Linked DNA regions of Mus musculus: region 1 is linked to region 2. The links are chromatin contacts, found by Hi-C or POLR2A ChIA-PET in ENCODE. All regions are on one chromosome and are shown on one strand. The core of a region is the stretch at or near the end of the contact, and the rest is flanking DNA. Distances in the headings are between cores, read along the strand shown. Region 1 holds the start of Polr2h (polymerase (RNA) II (DNA directed) polypeptide H). Region 2 holds the start of Camk2n2 (calcium/calmodulin-dependent protein kinase II inhibitor 2).

Region 1 (6,493 bases), core at 3,609-6,108, 97 kb before region 2:
GGGGAAGGAAACAGCCCAGGCATCCCAGCAGGGAAACCAGCTCCTGTGACAAACCCAGGCCATCAAGGCACAACTGGAGGCCAGCAAAAAGGCTCAGTAGGTAAAGAAGCTGCTCTTGACAATCGGAGTTCAATTCCCAGGATTCAGGTGATGGAAGTTTAACACACACACACACACACACACACACCACAGCGGTAGGGTGAAGTAGAAGGAAATCGAAAGGGAGACAGAGACAGAGAGACAGAGACAGAGATTTGCCTATGTGTGATGTATTGCTAGGTGTGATGCAATCCTAGAACTTGGGGGGGAGGGGGGAAGGATGGCGGCAGGAAGAAAATCAAGTTCAAGGCCAGTGTGGCCAAAACAGAAAAAGCAAAACCTTGGATTCCCCAACCCGCAATGACAATGGAGAAGAGTCTGAAAAAGAAAACTTTAATAAAAAAAATCATATACAACTTCAGGTTCATGCTAAGTTCTCCCTCTCGGCCTTCCGAGAGGGAGAGTCGGTTTTCCACTGCATTCAGACAAACTGAAGACGTCCCCACAGTGGACAGAGTTCCGCCCCTTTTACAGGCTAACACCGACAGCTTCTACACAGCCTTGAACAGTGTCCATGACATGAGTGACTAAGCAGCAAGTCTGGTTTCCCACGAAGTTCAGAAGGCCAGCTTCTTCATCAGCAGATAAACTCTGGAGTCCACCTCAAATCCATGCAGGTTGTTGGCATCACCCTGAAGCCTCATGAGCAGGCCCCCATAGGACACGTACGCAGAGCTGAAAGAGAAGGCCCTTGTCCTGAGCCTAAACTCTACAGCAGCTGCTTCCCAGCAGCTCCCACCCATGGTTTAAAAAGGCCTAGTATTCTGTCACCGGGAACCAAAGATTAGGAGAGAAATGAATGCATGTAGACATGTGCATTAAGTCCAGAGCTAGGAGACATACAAATGAAGATGTCACCATTCTCTGCAACGTTATACAGCTACTAGACTGTTTAGGTAGGAGCTGCAGAGATGGCTCAACCGGAAGATCACTAGGTGTTCTTGCAAAATGCAGAAAACCTGGGTTCACTTCCCAGCACCACACAGCATCTCATAACCACTTTAATTCCTCTTCTGACCTTGGTGGACTCATGCCTGCACATGATACACACACACATACAATAAATACATTTTTGAAAATGCTAAGGAGCCAAGAGAACGGCTCATGCCTTTAATCCCAGCAGCAGGAGGCAATAAAGTGGATCTCCTGAGTCCAAAGGCAGCCTGGGTCAGTCCCAGTCCAGGCTACCTTGTCTCAAAAAAAAAAAAAAAGTTTGGGGAGCTTTCAACTAATAAGAAAAATATTGTAAAGGGTCTTAAAGAGAAAAGTAAACACTTAAAAAAAAACTATTTAAACTCTTTGTTTGTTTCTGTTTTTAAAATAACAGGGTCTCACTATGTAACCCTGGCTGGCCTGGAACTCACTCTGTAGACCAGGCTGGCCTGGAATGCACAGAAATCCACCTGCCTCTGTCTCTCCAATGCTGAATTACAGATATCTGCCACCACAGCAGCTACTCAAACTCTTTATCTAAAAGATTCCCTAGGTGACTATTGTTCTTCTTCTCATTTTGTTCTTTTTCTGTGCTTCAAGTTTCTGACAACCACACTTTTTAAACATCATTTTAAAGAAAAGGGGAAAAAAAATTCAGGCAGGGAAACCAAAGATCCAAGGGTTGGGCTACAGAGAAGCAATACATACTTAACCAAAACAAACAAACAAACAAACAAACAAACAAACAAAAAAGGCCTGATTATGCATAGTGCACGTGTTCTCCAGCAAGATGCTCTGTTGTCCTTCACAAAGCAAGATAGCTCGTGCCTCCTCTGGACTACAGGGTCTTGAAAACCCTGACTATGGTGCCGCTGAGTGACCCACATACAGGCTGGAAACTGTTCCCAAGACAAATTCTTCCACCTAGGTTTGGAATACTAGAAACAAAGGGGGGTGGGGGTGGGGAGAGGGCGGCAACACAGAAGTAAAAGCCTGGCCCAACCTCAGAGCAGGGAGGGAAAAGACTTTTCCTAGACAGTGTTACTTACAGGCGTGTGGCTGCTTCAGTGGAGGTCTCATCCCCTTCGATCCTGTACACTTTCCCATACATGACATACTCAAACTGGTCAGCCCTACAAACAACAGACTGGTCACTCTTCATAGTAAGAGTCTACGGGAACTTTAGAAATGGAGACTGATGAGGTACACATGCAGAACCATGACCTTCCTTGGCCCCCACAGAAATTCTGTGAGGTACACATGACCATCTGTATTTCATTGATGAGGAGACAGAAGGCTTTGAACTGAAAACTCAGGTTGAGTCGTGGCCTTTTAGCCCTATTCCAACTGGCCTCAAACTCACAGTCAGACAGACTTGTGCTTCTGTTTCCCAAGTGCAGGGACTAAGGGTGCTGGTCACCAGACCTACTACTCCATAGTCTTTCTATCACACCAAGCTCCCTCACAAGACCTAAGTTACTATGTAATCCTTTCCTCAGCCTTAAAGACCTAACCCTGAACCAAAGGCGGCACATAACCTTAATTCCAGCACTGAGGCAGAGGAGGTAGATGTGACTCTAAGTGCAAGGCCAGCCTGATCTACAGACCAGGTCAACCAGGTCTCTACAAAGTGAGAAGACCCTGTCCCACATAAATAAATAGATGCAATTCACAAGCTTATGATCACTGCTCTCAGTAATGAATAAAACTAGTCATCTGAATTTTTTTCAATTTTTTTAGACACAAGGTCTCATGTAGCCAAGGCTAGCCTCAGACTTGATATGAGGCCAAACATTTTCTTGAACTCGTGAACCGTCTCCTGAATCCTGGATTATAGACAAAAGCCATCACATCCAGGTCTAGTTGTCTGAATTCTTTTTTTTTGTTGTTTTTTGTTTTTTTGGTTTTTTTTTTGAGACAGGGTTTCTCTGTATAGCCCTAGCTGTCCTGGAACTCACTCTGTAGACCAGGCTGGCCTTGAACAGAAATCTGCCTGCTTCTGCCTCCCAAGTGCTTATGCTGGAATTAAAGGCGTGTGCCACCACTGCCCAGCTAGTTGTCCGAACTCTAATTGCAGCAATGCCTTTAAGGTAATTCAGATTCCACTGACAGCAATCATTTATCTCTAGAAGTAAAGACTTTCCTATATACTTACGTTTTTCTTTCTTTATAATATATACATAATATAGAACATATGTTATATAACATTATATGTAATATATAATATGTACTATATATTATATGTAATGTACAACATTATATATAATATATAAATAAATTATATATTATATTACTTCATTACATTCTCATCATAGTTACTTATATATAGTATTAACATATGTTATTATATACTATAACATACATGTTATATATTATATCTAATATATAACATTATATAACTTATGTTATACATTGTCATGTAATGTGCATAGTATATAATACATATTGTATCCAAGAAATCAAATTTTCTATAACATATAGTTATACATATGTATATCCATAATCTACATATTATACTTTCTCTGCACTATATTCTTATCTTAGTCACTTGTTTACTGCTACCTCACCTGGAAGGCCTGTCATCTGTGGGGTTGTATTCACCATCATCCAAGGTACCATCTTCATACAAAGTACTAGCTATAACCAACCGGAACTTGTCACCTGAATAGAGCAGCAACATCAGGGTAAAGAAGTAGACACCTAAGACCAAAATCCTCTTGCCATTGCCCGTATTCAATACTTACCTAAGTCCACAGGGTAAATCTGAATGTTTACATCTAAGATGAGGTCCATCTTGAAAGATTCACTCTCACAGTGCAGCCGGGATACTGGGGAAGAGTGCATGACAGACATGATTACAAAGTCTATCGATGCCAGCTTGGGGTCAAATGCAAGAGATCAAATCATCTAACATGCACACACCCACCAGCCTCCCACAACTGCAATCAGAATCAGATTCACAAGAGGGAAGAAGGCAGTAACCTCAGCAAGTGACAGGGTCCCAAGCAAGCGGCAAAGCTCCTCCAGCAGTGGCCAGTCTCCAGGCTCTAACTAAAAACGCCTGGATGATTTAGACTAGAGTCTCACTGGTCCTGAGACTTCCTCTTTCTAGCAGGAGACACTGCTGAGGGAATCTGAGGGATGTATTCAAAACTGACATCTGTCTTAAGACATTTGCCTCCAGGCTAAGCGACACCAAGAAGAAACAACTTCCGGATCGTTGGGAAAATAAATACACCAAGCGGTCAACTGAATGAAATTCAGAGAGCTTCGGAAAGAGCTAACTTGTTCTTAGGCTAATACAAAATTATTGGTTAGGAAGGCAGGTAGGTAACTCGCTGCAAGACCTGGGGTAACAAAAGAGATAAGGCACCATCTACTTTTTCCAAGAATAAAGTTCAGAGCACGGTAGAGCACATAATAACTGTGTAGGGAGTTAGAAAGGTTCCCAGGGGTATGCCAGCACCCAGCTAAGGGCCACCCACCGGGCACCAGGCACCGCAAATATAATAGAAAAAGCTGTCTCAAGTTTCTCATTCACGAAAAAAAAAAAAAAACTGTTTCCTGAGGGAGGTACCGAGAGGGTGGGGCGGGCCAGCCACTTGGGGTGGGTGGGCATGTTGGCCACTTCCCTCCTACCGCCCCGACACCGCTTACCTCGGTCAAATTTCTTGCCTTCTGGGTCGATGTCTTTCACATCGAAAATATCCTCGAACAGGATGCCCGCCATCGCGAAGGGCACGAAAGCTGCAGAGGATGTGAGCGCGCGGCCACCACTGGGGATTCGCGCACCCCCTCACGTGGAGAAAAGTAAGACAGGGCAGAGTACCGCCCCAAAAGCGGCAACGAGGCCGAGGGCGCGTGCGCACGGGCTGCAGTCACGCAGCCACTTCCGCTGCCTCCTTCTCGGGGCTTCTTCACTTCCGCCGGGAAGGGCCACCTCCGAGGTGCTCGGGCCTTGTGGGCGAGTCTCAAAACTCGGTGACTCCGTCCAAGGCGGGGACAGATTAAGTCCCACCTCCGACGGGGTACCGCGCTGCGCCCGGCTCGACGGCGCCCTCTTCAGACTGTGGATCCCAAAGCGTGGAAAGCTTGGGGGCCTAACCCAGCCAGGAACCTTGATCCTTGGCCCAGAGAAGCCCGGCCCTAGCCCTTCCCTGAAGTCCGCGTGCCGGCCGAGGGCACAGTCCGCGCTGCAGGCAGGTGGAGCAGAACCCCGCCCGCAGAGCACCAGCCCTCCAGGACCCGGTGCCCAGCCCCTCAGACTGTCACCAAGATCCCCAAAGCTGGTGCGAGCTGGCTCGGACCAGCTAGACATCACCGGAGCCGGGTGCGTCCGGTTTGGGAATTTGCCATGATGTCACTCTCGGGGAAAGGAAAGCCCGCATTGTGCCCTCCCCTGGGGCTTCACCTCCTCGCCACTCCCGTCTTCCCTTGGCCCTGCTTGGCACTAGCCTCACACTGATCCCCTAGAACACTGCCAACTGAACTTGGTACTGCCTGTCACCCCACTATACCACCCTCTTCTGGACACTGAAGTGCGCCTTTCACTGGGAGGCGACAGCTCGCAATACCTTCTTTCTAGGTGCTACCTCCTCTCATTACAGCCCCTGTGCTGGGCACCCTCTTGTTTCTTGAATGAGTCTTCATCCTGGTACTATTCTTTCTCCACAGATTTCTGGACACTGTCCTCTCCAGTGGCTCCAACCTAACGCTGCCCATCCTCTTTGTGCCCTCGACACCTTCTTCTTGTCCTTCCCAGGACCCCGAAAGACAATGTGGAGCCTCAGTAGGCCGTTTCCTCAGGGCGTCAGCAGCTACTCAAATTCCCCCTTAAGCGGTGCCTGGGAGGAGCGACCTCTGCTCCCCCCCCCCCCCACACACACACACACACCCGCCTCCCAGGAGCGGCCTCCCCCGCACCAATAGCTCCCTTCCCTCGGGCCTCACCCCTTCCCGTCCCCTCCCACCTCCACCTCCGCCCCTCTTTCCAGGCCTAGCCATTCCAGGTGCACCTTCCCGGGGGAACCCGGAGGAAAGGAAGGAGAAAGGGAGGCAAGGAGGGAGCCGGCTCTCGGGCATCCTCCCAGATGCGTCTGAGCCGCCTGAAAGTGTGAAGCAGAGGCTGCCCCTGTCCGGTCTGGCTTAGAGAGCCCGAATTAGCTTTTGTCAGTAGCCCCCTACCCCAGTTCAAGAGTCCCCACATCTCCAGCCCCTCCCGCACAACGCTGCAGCCGCGGGAGAGCCCGTCCCTTCCACGTGCCAGCAGACCCGCCCCCGCCCGGCCCCCGCACCCTCAGGGCGCTGGGTTAATCCCGGGCCTCCGTGGCGAAGGGGTGCGAGATCGTGTTTCAAGCGCCCCCTGCCGCCTCTCCGGACACCAGGAGGCGGCCCCAATGCAGACCCCGGCCGGGCAGGGACGCCCCTGCAGATGGGCCGGGGCGGAGCAGCAAAGCAGGGC
Region 2 (7,235 bases), core at 4,712-7,211:
CTCTGTGTAGCCTTGGTTGTCCTGGAAACTCACTCTGTAGACTAGGCTGGCCTCTAATGCAAAGATCTTTCTGCCTGTGCCTTCTGAGTGCTGGGATTAAAGGCATGTGCCACCACTGCCCGGCTTTATTCGTTTGAGATAGAGTCTCACTATGTAGCCAGGGCTGGCCTCCAACATGCAGTGATCTCCCTGCCTCTGCCTCCCAAGTACTGGAATTATAAGTATACACCACCGTGCCCTGGTATTTTAATTATTGTTATCATCGTCCAAGACCTATAATAGAGTAAAACTAGTAAGGCTGGAGGAAGTATACTCTAGTTCTCTGATGGTGGCGCAGGCTAGGTTCCCTAAGCATCAAGCTTTAACATCTTGACATACTGGAGCCTGAAGCCGCTGTCTACTCAGGACGAGTCTCTGGCTTGCTCATGCTCATGCTCACCGCAGTGACAAGATGGCGTCTTAGCATTCAGCTCTTGACTTCCCTTCCAAAACGACAAGAAAGAAAGCTCAGCACTTGGGAATCAAGTGAGGTGGCATGTGCCTGTATTTGGAAGATGGGAGCAGGAAGACCATCAGATCAAGGTCATCCTCGGCTACACACCGAGTTTGAGGCCAGCCTAGGATATATTAGACCCTGTCTAAGGAAGGAAAGGAAAGGGAGGGAAAAGGGGGGCAAGGGGAATCAGAATGAGTCAGATTGGGTGGAGCGGGTCTGTAATTCCAGTTACTCAGAATCAGAAAGATAATAAATTTACAGCCTGCCTGGGGACCCTGAGCAATCTGGTGAGACTGTATCACAAAATGCAAATGCAAAGGAGAAAAATGTCTGGGATTCAGTATTAGAGCATTGGCATGAAGCCCTAAGTTCAGCCCCCAATTGTTGGAGTCATCTTTTTTTTTACTTTGTATGAAGGTGTGTTTCTGTTCTTTTTTCTCTCTTCCTTCCTTCCTTTCTTTTTTCCTTTCTTTCTTTCTTTCTTTCTTTCTTTCTTTCTTTCTTTCTTTCTTTCTTTCTTTCTTTCTTTCAAGATTTATTTTATTTATATGAGTACACTGCAGCTATCTTCAGACACAACAGAAGAGGGCATCAGATCCCCATTATAGATGGTTGTGAGTCACCTTGTGGTTGCTGGGAATTGAACTCAGGACCTCTGGAAGAGCTATCAGTGCTCTTAAACCTCGAGCCATTTCTCCAGCCCTATTTCTGTATTTTCAATAGTTAATTCTGTACCTTCAGAGAGCTAAGTGCTGACAGGATTTTGATATTGTTATTTCTATTTCTCAACACCAAGTTCTAGTTTGTAAATATTTGTCCTTCCTCAAGGCAGTCTAGAATTGTATCTATCAGAGGTTGTCTTGCTACTGAATGGTTGTAATACAGATCTGATGGCCAGTTGCTGGGCAGGAAGTGATAGGGCAGAACTTCCTGGCGGAGAATGACGTGGGAGAAGAAAGCAGAAATGGAAGATTAGGAAGCAAACATGAAGGGGAGTAGCTGGACCTCAGTGGAGCAGAGAGGTGTTGGTTGGATGGTTTTTCCAGTCTGGGACTGGTTAGATGGTCTCATTTGTTTTATGGGTTTCTATTGGGATGACCAAACCCTTTGTAATTATTCTTCTTCCAGTAACCATGCTATATTATAATAGCAAACAAAGAAGAGAAATACCAAGCTACTGTTAGTCATCATTAAAACTCACATCAGCAACAAATGGGGTCGGTCATGCCTCAGAACACAGCTGTCTTTCAGACCTTTGCTTCATCACATTTGCTAGTGTCCCTACAGGGCCAGCATGTCCTGTGGTCAAGGTTGGATTCAGGGATGGACAAATAGACTCTACTTCTGTACTGGGGAAGCTGCAAAATGTTGTTATCTTTTTCTTACATTTGTTCATCACAGTGCTATTTATAATGCCCCCCCCCCCCCAAACAGGGAGGAAATCATGTATAAGTATAGAGGGCTTGTTGAATAACTCAAGCATCCATACAATGGAATGCTGTGTAACACATGCAAATGATAGAAGAGGACTAAGCGGGGGCTGGAGAGATGGCTCAGTGCTTAGGAGCACTGAATGCTCTCCCAGAGGTCCTGAGTTCAATTCCCAGCAACCACATGGTGGCTCACAACCATCTGTAATGGGGTCCAATGTCCTCTCTTGGTGTTTGAAGGCAGCTACAGCGTACTCATATACATAAATAAATATATTTTTTAAAATAATCGATGGGAATAATAATTGATATGTAAATTAGGAGAGGAACAGGTTTTAAAAGAAATCTCATTTTATAAAGCAAAATAAATACACGCAATCACAGGTTGAAAAAAGGTCAGAAGGATGTAAACAGAATGCTTAGTATGAATGTATTTGATGATGGTGATGCTACTTTCTTTTTTACATACTTATTTATTCATCATATGTATGTTTGCACATACCATAGCACAAATATAGAAGTCACAGGAAAATTTGTGGCAGTCTCTCCTGCCATCATGGAGATGAAAATCAGGTTTTCAGGCTGGACAGCACATATCTTTACTAACTGAGCCATCAAAGAAGCCTGATGCTACTTTCAAGCTCTTTGGGTTTGTAAAATAACAGCTACCATTTCTATATACTTATTAATTTATCTTTACAATAGTCTAATAAGATATATTCTACTAATATAATTTCCCTGTATGGCAGATGAGAAACCTAAGATACTGGGAAACTTAAGTGTTCATACTTATACAAAACAAAACAAAAAAGAATCTAACCAACTGAGTGTGGAAGCACAACCATGCAACCCCAGTCACTGGAGGCTGAGCCAGGTGGGCTTACCGAGCTATAGGACAAGTTTCACTTGTATAACTTGTACAAGCCATTCAACAGTTCATTAATCACTACACTAGTGTATCAGAGTCCACTGCTGTGTCTGCGGCTCCAGTGTGATCCTTGGTAAATGGATTCTATCATCAGTGGTAGTTTGATCTTGCTGTTCCCTGCTGGGGAACCATCCCAGAGCCTTATGCATATTATGCAAGCTGCTTTATCATTGAACTTCAGCACTGGTCCTTGGTTGTTTTTGTTGTTGTTGTTGTTTGTTTGTTTTTGTTTTGTTTTGTTTTGTTTTTGAGAAAGGATTTCAATGTAGCCCAGGGTGGCCTTGAACTCACTATGTAGCCCATACTTCCGATCCTTCTTCAGCCTTCTGGGTGCTGGGATTACAGGAGTGTGCCACTATGCCCCAAGTGAGAGGCTGTCAATAAAAACATTTAAAGTGCTATTACAATACTCCAAACTTTATCTCAGCAGAGATGCAGAACATCACACTTTTGCGTAGAAGATAAGAATATAAGGAAAATTTCTCACACATAAGTGGAACTTATGCACATTTAGTATTATAATATCTTTAAAGTTCTGCACTTGGGTCTTTTTTGCTTAACTATGCTCCACTGCAGAGGGAGACACAAATTAGATTGCTTAGGAGGCTCAAGGCTAGCTGGTTTATACAAGTTTCAGACCAGCTTAAGCTACATAATGAGACCGTGTCTCAAACAAAACAAAACAAACAAAACAAAAAAGAATCTACCCAACTGAGTGTGGAAGCACAACCATGCAACCCCAGAACATTGGGGGCTAAGGCAGGAAGGCTTACCTGAGCTATAGGACAAGTTTCAAGCTAGTTGGGTCTACACAGTAAGGCCCTGTCTTTAAAAAATAATAAAATAAAAATGAATTCCAGATTAAATTATTGACTTTATCTCTCTTCTCTTGCTAGAGAGAGATTTGCTTCAGTTCCCACATGCTATCATTCTTGGCAAGAATCCCAGGGTTCTTTCTTCATCGATTTAGGTGAGTGGCTGCTCAGTTCTGAAACAATGCAGCTTAGCTCAGGGCTGTTTCACCCACAAAACTGGCCTTAATGAATAGCTTCTATTTTCTCTGTTTAAACTAGAATCGCAGCTCAGAGAGATCACATGACACACTTATTGGGAAGATGAAGAGTATACTGCTAAGATTTTGGTGGCTTTATTTTTCTAAAGTTATATAAGTAGCAATGATTTTTGTTTGTTTTTGGACAAGGTCTCATTATGTAGCCCTGAACTTACTGTGTAGATGCAGCTGGCCTCAGACTCACAGAGATCAGCCTGACTGATCACAGAGATGAATGGCCAACTCCACCAGGACCAACACAAATGATTTTTAAAAACACGATTATTGGGCCTTCAATTCAAGGTCATTCAGAAAATGGCAGATTCTGGATTGAAAGTCATAGCTGTGCAACTTCCAGGGGAAGGAGGTGTTTTGGACAATCTGATCACCCAGAGTTATTCTGTCCTTCCTTTCAGATGTCAGGGTCAGTCTTTCTCACCCCAGGGCTCAGTTGGGGACCATTCCTCCCAGCCAAAAAGATGGCGTACAGGAGTGTTAGAAGGAACCCCTGTTAGGCTACACCCCAGAGGTAATCTCAATCACTCCTCTTCCCTATCCCACAGGCCCTGTTCAGAGTCCTGACAGCAGAGACCTTTGCATTAAACACCCGAAGGGAGAAAAATCAGCAACCCAGCAATCTCACTAGCGTGATTTGGCGGGACTAAAGGGAAGGTGTCTTGCTTGGAGCATGGGCAAAAGCAATAGCGTCATTATTGTCTTTACCAGCCCGTCACTGTGAGTGAATGTGAGACACACCCTCCCTCCCAAGGCCAGTGATTGCGCCAGAGCCCTCTCGCGCCAGAGAGCGGGTGACGCTGCAGCTGACTGCTAGCAGGGCAGGGGCGGGGTTTGTGGGGGGGCGGGGGGCGCAAGAGGTGAAAGGAAGTGTGCGTGTTCTTTTCAGGGGAGGGAGAGAACTCTACCCCAGGCCCCAGCAACAAGGGCGGGGGACACCCTGTCCCTGCTGATGCTTATTAGCGCGCGCCTCTTGCTCAGGCACTCCGGGCTTCCCTGCGTCATCCGCATCCAGGGCGCCCGCCGCGACGCTGCCATTCATTTCTCCCACACTGCCAGCTAGAGCAAGCCTCCCAGGCTGAGGGAACCGCGTGGAGCGACTGGCGCTTTGAGTCTGGATTTTGGCGCCAACAGCGGTCCTAGGGTTTGTGGGGAGTCTATTCTGGCGCGCGCTGCGGTTGCAGTGTTTAAGATCCTTCCCCTGAAAGGCCGCAACGCAGTCTCGGGGGACAGACCCAGTGGTACTCATACAGGGACCAGGTATGCAGACAGATACAGAAATTCAAAACTAGCACACAGAGACCAAGATCAGATACACAGAGGTAGACTGACAGATGCTCAGACAGTCGAATACAAATTGGCCAACTGATGGAGACCTACGCGCAACCAGGATACAGGAACGCGCCAAGCACGGTGGCACCACCCCCAGGCCCGAGCTCTTCCCGCGCTCCAGTCGGATGGTTCCTTCCCCTCTCTCTACGCGTAGTTGGCCCTTTCCCGGTCGCGTTTCAGAGCCCAGGGCTGTGTTCACAGCCAGCCTGGCCGTCGCCTTCTGGGGCCCCGCCGCGCCCCCAGCTTTTGGCGCTCAGTTCTCTGTTGCTCTCCCCTAACCGCGGGTGCCGTCACTCCCCTTCTCCCCTAAGCACTCGGCTAGCCGCTCCCGCCTAGCTGTCGCCTGCACCGGCCGCTGCGGTTCCCCCGGGCCCACGTGGCGGCCATTCCCGGCCACCTCGCGGGAACCTCCCACGGCCGCGCGTTCCACTCCAGGGATCACCGGACTCCCTCGAACCGCTGGGCCCCGCCTCTTTCCGCTGGCCGGTTCCCGCCCCGCCTCCACCGCGCCCCGCCCGCCGTTCTCTGCCGCAGTCGGGCGCTCATCGTCATTCCGCTCTCGCCGCCGCCGCCGCCCCCGCCCCGCCCCCGCCCGGTCCCCGCCGCTGCCGCCGCCGCCTGCCCAGCGGCCCGGGAGGCGGAGGCGCGGGGGAGGAGGCCCCGCTCGGCTCCGCAGTCCCGGATGCTGTATGACTTCATCCTTCCGCCGGCTCCCCTGCTGAGCTAGGGCCGGTCCGGCAGCTAGCCTCTGCCCGTGCCCCGCCGCAGTCCCTAGCCCGCCCGGTGCCCGCCATGTCCGAGATCCTACCCTACGGTGAGGACAAGATGGGCCGCTTCGGCGCAGACCCCGAAGGTTCCGACCTCTCTTTCAGCTGCCGCCTGCAGGACACCAACTCCTTCTTCGCTGGCAACCAGGCCAAGCGGCCCCCCAAGCTGGGCCAGATCGGCCGAGCCAAGAGAGGTACGCGGCCCGGGCCCGGAGTCGCCGCCTGACCCAGAAACCCTTCGCCTGGCGTCCCCAGGCTGCCGTTCCCCGTCAAGTGGCAGCTGCTCTTGCCGCAGACCAGCGCAGCCAGCTGCGTACCCGCCCGGGGTGGGGAGGGTCCCTGCTGTGGAGTTGTCCCATTCTTTCCCTCTCCCGGGAATACTGTGTCCCGGATTCGAAGCTCTCCACTTCTGGAAAAAGAGCCCCGGCTCCTGGTCAAGGGGGAGGGGCCGCTTAGGGTATTTGGGGCTGCTTGGCACTGGGAACACAAGGTGGTGGGCCAATTCCTTGGGCTGAGATGAGTAGGTGGATGTTACTGGAGGGCACCGAGGCCAGGGGTTCGGTCGTCTTGATTGTTTGTATTGGGAGGGGACTCAGGAAGGCACTATCAAAACAGGGATTCAGGTAGAGGAAAGGGTTACACCAGGTGACAGTTTCATCTGAGCTCAGTTCGAGGAGGGGGTTGTGTCGAAGGCAGAGGTTTCTGGTCGGCTTAGATGGAGGAAGGCTCAGGTGACGGGAGGGTTCGCATTGGGAGTCTTCGGAAGAGGGGTGTTCCCACATAGGGAGGTTTGGGTGCCAGGCTTGGTAGCAGGTAGGGTCCGCGGGAGAGTTCGGGTAGGGAGGGCATAGGGTTTTGAGCCGTGTCGCGGAAACACAGGCAGTAGAGTAGATCTGCGCGGGGCTTGAGGACACCGGCCCCACTGTCGCCGCCGCCCCCCGAGACCGCGCGGCTGATGCGCTTTCTCCCTGCGCAGTGGTGATCGAGGATGACCGGATAGACGACGTGCTGAAGGGGATGGGGGAGAAGCCTCCGTCCGGAGTGTAGACGCGCCGGCTCTGGCGGCGGGCTCCGGGCCCAGCCCCGCAGCGGCCAGGAGCACGGGCCGGCGATGCGGCTGCCGGCGCACCCCCGCCCGGGGCCGAGGTGCCTACGGGCGGGGGCTGCAGGGCCACGCCGCCACGGGGTCAGTGTTGCTACCGCCGCTGCCAGGCGC

The links. Hi-C counts contacts between places; a loop is a spot of excess contacts on that map. ChIA-PET counts read pairs that join two places held with the same protein, here RNA polymerase II (POLR2A).
Region 1: a loop to region 2 is called in a map of T-helper 17 cell, with 2.2 times the contacts of the local background. The contact joins the promoter of Polr2h here to the promoter of Camk2n2 in region 2. A Hi-C loop is called at or near these places in 2 of 37 maps with a recorded cell type or tissue (T-helper 1 cell and T-helper 17 cell). POLR2A ChIA-PET finds 5 or more read pairs at or near these places in 4 of 5 experiments (Patski and embryonic stem cell).

Annotation. Positions count from the first base shown.
Region 1 is chr16:20,716,191-20,722,683 of GRCm38, reverse strand. Polr2h (polymerase (RNA) II (DNA directed) polypeptide H) reads right to left here and starts at 4,858. Exons shown (of 5, transcript NM_145632.2): 1 at 4,690-4,858; 2 at 3,777-3,860; 3 at 3,600-3,693; 4 at 2,082-2,165; 5 at 419-774. The coding sequence starts at 4,762. The coding sequence ends at 657. It overlaps Clcn2 (chloride channel, voltage-sensitive 2), which reads left to right and starts at 6,048. Exons shown (of 24, transcript NM_009900.2): 1 at 6,048-6,493.
Region 2 is chr16:20,620,004-20,627,238 of GRCm38, reverse strand. It overlaps Camk2n2 (calcium/calmodulin-dependent protein kinase II inhibitor 2), which reads left to right and starts at 5,961. Exons shown (of 2, transcript NM_028420.2): 1 at 5,961-6,213; 2 at 6,996-7,235. The coding sequence starts at 6,045. The coding sequence ends at 7,066. The region is part of intron 2 of Eef1akmt4-ece2 (Eef1akmt4-Ece2 readthrough); the gene reads right to left.